Linked DNA regions of Homo sapiens: region 1 is linked to region 2. A link is a loop called in an ENCODE intact Hi-C map of the cell type or tissue named here. Cell type or tissue: ascending aorta. All regions are shown on one strand.

Region 1 (2,500 bases), 540 kb before region 2:
TTCTGAGAAAAATCAACCCACGAGACAACTTTTTTTAGCATGATGGCAAGAATTTGGGAAAAGGGAACTTACAGGAAAAAGAGTTTGTTTTGCCAATTATTCATTCACCTTTTTTTCCTTCTATTTTTGTAGTGTCCAAGTAGGATTCCTTACCCCAAACCTAATTTTATTTTCCATTTTGTCCTTTAAAGATCTCAATCTTCTGATTATAAAATCTAACAGTTAACCACTGAAAAGGCAACAATTCCATGAATGCAGGTTTTTTAACCTTTAGTTCAAAAAACAAAACTTAGAATGGAAACAAAGTATTTTTTATCTCAAATAATAAAAGCAAATTTAAAATAGAAAAATAACGTAAGAAACAAAATCAGAATCAGGAGAATGTAAACTGAAAAATTTCCCAGTTCTTGAATTCCGGTTTTTTAAAATTGATGTGATATATATGGGATTATTCTCCCCCTCATTATTTCAGAGTAGGACACAGAGTGGTGAATCTACTTATACAAAAGAAACATCTGTCTTCAATCCAGGATTCATATAAAGTTAGATCATTTGCACAAGGCCATATAGTTTTATGCAACATACAATAAACAGCCATTTCCTCTTCTACTCTCTAAAATCATTATAAACCAAAGACACTAAAAAATCAAGCAGGCTGCAACTTGCCCAACCTACAGAAATGAGAATCTCTTTTTGGGTATTTTGAACTAACAGTGACTCATGGAAAAAGGCAGGTTGCTGTCAAATTGAGATCTTCAAAGTTAGGGTTCCCCAGCGTTCCTTTGAACCAAGGAACCCTGAAATTGGAGCAAATGCACAGTATAACACAATAGGGAGAAACCATCACCATCACTTTAGGGGTTAACAAACACCCTTTGCCACTGGCAACCCCTGAAAATCTCAGAGAGACCCAGTAGGGAAGGAAGAGGTACTCTAGGAAAGACTTTGACATCCACCATTAGATTCCAATCTTTGGCTGGCCTGATTATAAATGAATATGAAAAGGACATACTCAACAATGACCAGGGCACACAGCCTTACAGAGAGCTTAGAGCACTCACACAGGGGATAAGGCACAACTTTTCATAATGTTAAACACTGAAGAGCAGTGATGTTTTGGGAAACCCAATAATCCTACAACTGGACACAGTATCATGCAGCCACTAGAAATGGTCATCACAAAGCACATGGAAATGTTCTCTCATTATACACCGAGGGAGGAGGAGAACAGGACTTGTCTAGCCTTTACTGTTTTCATATTGGGTAAAGACAGATAAAAATGCTTCCGTGGGTTTTTTGTTGATTTGTTCTGCCTGTGTACAAAACTCATTAATGGAAATAGTTAATAATCTACTTTCAGTATCAAACATTTTCAGTATCAGATCCAGCATGCTACATCTCATCTGGATGAGGGGGTCATCATCTGACCAGAATTTACTATAGTTTCACATTTATTTCCTGTTACTCAGAGAAAACGGAAATGGCCCCAAAGGAGGCCAACCCTGGGGCACCTGACAGCTGGGGTTCTTTACGACATCACTCCTTAAGTACTGTTTAACTTCTCATACCATTTAAAATGTTATCACACATTTACTTAGCTCTGCAGTTTATAACCAACCTACCAAACGGGACAAGCCAGTCTGGATTATACAATATGTAAATAAGCCAGGGAGCTAAGGAGCAAGCTGACAGCAGGACAAGTTGGAACCGGGATAGAAGTTAAACCTTACTACACCTGAAGGCAGCCTCTTCATTCACTTTCTCTTCATAGTGCTTTATAACTAAAACATGGAGAATACAAACACCAATTCAAAAAATTCTACGTATCCCCACAAATACCAATTAGTAAGTCACCAAAATTAATTAAAGGAAACATACAAGTCAATATTTAAATTTCATTTAGCTTTTTTAATCTGATGAACCTACTGAATACTCATATTTGGGCCTGAAAATATTAATGCATTCTAAAGAGATTATCAGTAATGTGTATCTTCTTCTCACACACACATGCTGTCAGCTTAAATGTGGGCACAGTGGCAGAACTGAAGTTTCACTAACGTTGTTTTAGGACTTGAATAAATTGTTTTAGTTTCATGTGTGTACTTGTTTGAAAAACAGATTTTATATTCACCACCTTCAGAGATGTTGAACGCATATCACGAAACTGGTAACACTGCATGAGTATTCCTATTGTGTCAAATACAACAAATTGACATGAGAGAAGCTCTACAAATGAAATATTTAACATTTTATAATAAAAAAGAAAAATACCGAAACAACATTCAAAGGTATTCATCAACTCACATTGCTTCATGAAGATTACAATCGCCTATAAATTTGTCTTTTAAACAGGCTGTTACAATTCAACTGGAAAAAAAGCTATGAAACTTAAAATTGTGTCTATACAATTAATTATGAGTAGATGGTGATCATGTAAGAATCACTGACAAAATTACATGTAAATCATTTAAGAGCAACAAAAGACAGGTGAAATTTAATA
Region 2 (2,500 bases):
TGCTGTATCAATTTCCTTTCTATATTGTCAATGAAATGTTTATAATAAAGATTTTGAAGTATATTATTTACTTTATTCAAATTTTGATTCCTACAGAAATTGTAATTCTGTTGAAATATAGATATAGATAGAACTGGAAATACACACACACACACACACACGTTTAAATTGCCTTCCTTTTTTGTAGAAAAAACAAGCCCTGGAATAGCCTCTGAGAGAAAAACCCATGGAAATTTTACTTTGATAAAATGCCAGTAATGGCATAAAAAGCTGCCCTGGTGTTGTTTCTGGGAAAGCAGGCATTTCTCAATGAAGGAGTGATGGATGGTCTTTGAAGTTTAAATGATATCAGAGAGGAAATGAAAAACTGGCCAGGGCAGGGGAGTAGGGGGGACTCAGTGACTACATGCAAGCTGCACATAGTTCAGGTTCTTCTCTCACACTTTTTCATACGATGCCAAGAGTAGCTGGTTTCTTATCATCTTTGCATTCTTTAACATTATTAGAGTTCCATTTCCTTACTATTCTGAAGACTTGATATTTTTCCTATCCTGTTGCTTTCTTGTTACTTAAATGTTTTCTTCCTCTCAATTTTTCTCTTTCCCTCCCTTTCACTCTCCACTTCTAGAAAGTGGGCCATTTATTTTTCTAATTCTAGTGAAAGGGAAGCAAAATACCACACAGCTAAGTTTATCTAAGAAGTCCCAATTTCCTGGTGTCTTTTATTGTTATTTTGGTTTCCTTTTAACGTCAATATATAGCAGTTATAAAGTAGGTTTAGATGTTTTTATATTTTTAGTCCAAATAAACCCGAAGTATAAAGTTGCACAATATGATGATGGAAGAGACCCAAGAAATGTTGTTATTTAAAACTGATTTAGTTCTAGTTGAAAGCTGACTTCCTGGGCGATGTGCTGCCAGTGAGTCTTAATCCCTGGCTTCATGGTTTGTGGTTTATGTGGGCTGGCATGCTAAGCATTTAATCGTTAGTCACCATTCTTTTCTGAGGCCTGTGTGGCCAAGGCATTATCGTCACCCTGTCACTTACCTAGACATGCTCCTTGGAAAGGAGGTGAATTGGATCCATTAAAAGTGTGAGAAGAGCTGGGAAAGGTCTGATGCAGCCGTACGTTCAAAGATTAAAGCACTCCATATGCAGTTTGACTTTGTAAAGCTTGGATAATCGAGGAGAAAGCAAGGGGGCTGAAGAGGCTTTGAGTGGCCTGCTCACTTGTCTGATGGAAACTCATCAGATATGTGACTGATAATTTTATTTCACACATCTTTAGTATTATGTTTTAAAGTTTTAGGGATGGCTGGAAACCTCACTAAAAACTCTTATACTGTAGTCAGAATGATCAACCACTTTGTTAAATGAATGAGTGCAATACAAGGTATAAGAACAGGCTTATCAACCACTGAGGAACTAATGAAATGCCATTTCCTCCCTGATCCCCATCTTCATTGTTATGTCCTTTATAATTTTTTATCTAGGACAACCATGTTGACAGAGAAGGACTGGTATGTATCAGTATTTTAAAGAGTTTTATTTAAACTGAAACCATTCTTATATCAATTCTTATTATACTAACTCATATTAACTTTACTCAATGAATCTGCAAAGACCCTATTTCCAATTAAGGTCACATTGTGAGGTCCAGGTAGACATAAAGTTTTGGGGGCACTATTCAACCCAGAACACTTCCCCACAAAACTCTAAATGTATTTGAAAGCGTGTATTATACCTTATTTGTTTCCCAATATCTAGAGTGGTATTTGGAACTCAGTAGGTACTTAATAGTTGTTAAATGACAGTTTTACTTTGAACATCCAAATATACTATTAAGAAAAAATAACGGGTACCTAAGAACATTTCCATGAGGGAAGAGTAATGGCTGAATATGTGTGTGTGTATGTATATATATATGTATATATATTTCTGTATGCATACGCATATGTAGGTATAGGTATATTTTTATATATTTATGCACAACTTTCTAAAGAAGTTAGGCACCATGGGATATTGTTATTATTTGTTTTTTTTAAGATGAGAAATAATTTAAGCCTGTTGCCCTAGAGAAATGACTGGAAGTTAAGATTTAATGGGAGAAGAGAAGATCCTTTAAGATCGTTACTAACTCTTAACTTCAACGATCTTTAAAGGGAAGATCCTTTTTCCTTCTCACACTAACTCTTAACTTTTCCTATGGTAGAATATTTAACAAAAGGGCATTGAAATTATAAAAACATAATTTAAAAGGGTATCATCATAATGTTATTGATGAAATAATTTCTTACGAAATGGAAATTAGCAACTTTGAGTTTACCCTGACTTAATTTATTCTGAGAAATATCTTCTTCTCTAAATCTTACAACCCTAAAAATGAAGAATAGAAATACATCCCTTCAATAAGATATCTATTCCTAAAGGCTCAATCTTGGGTACAAAGGCAGAGGTATTTCCCCAAGAGGGCCTGCTAGGAAGAGAAGCAGAAGACAT

What was found. Hi-C counts contacts between places; a loop is a spot of excess contacts. Peaks named below come from ENCODE experiments on the same cell type or tissue, not always from the same donor. Only the 100,000 strongest peaks of a DNase experiment are listed, where the experiment ranks them.
Region 1: it touches region 2 in a loop (3-fold over the local background); 1 of 110 quality-filtered maps calls a loop at or near these places.

The regions. Positions count from the first base shown.
Region 1 is chr4:143,358,166-143,360,665 of GRCh38, reverse strand. All of the region lies in intron 1 of GAB1 (GRB2 associated binding protein 1), which reads right to left. Among named protein-coding and RNA genes, the nearest start is that of MIR3139, 16 kb to the right of the region's middle. In ascending aorta, no CTCF peak of the experiment used is centred here; a DNase peak (open chromatin) is centred at 1,509; H3K4me3 peaks cover 1,439 bases; H3K27ac peaks cover 2,500 bases.
Region 2 is chr4:142,816,103-142,818,602 of GRCh38, reverse strand. All of the region lies in intron 1 of INPP4B (inositol polyphosphate-4-phosphatase type II B), which reads left to right. All of the region lies in intron 3 of USP38-DT (USP38 divergent transcript), which reads left to right. Among named protein-coding and RNA genes, the nearest start is that of INPP4B, 29 kb to the left of the region's middle. In ascending aorta, no CTCF peak of the experiment used is centred here; DNase peaks (open chromatin) are centred at 352 and 962; H3K4me3 peaks cover 834 bases; H3K27ac peaks cover 1,560 bases.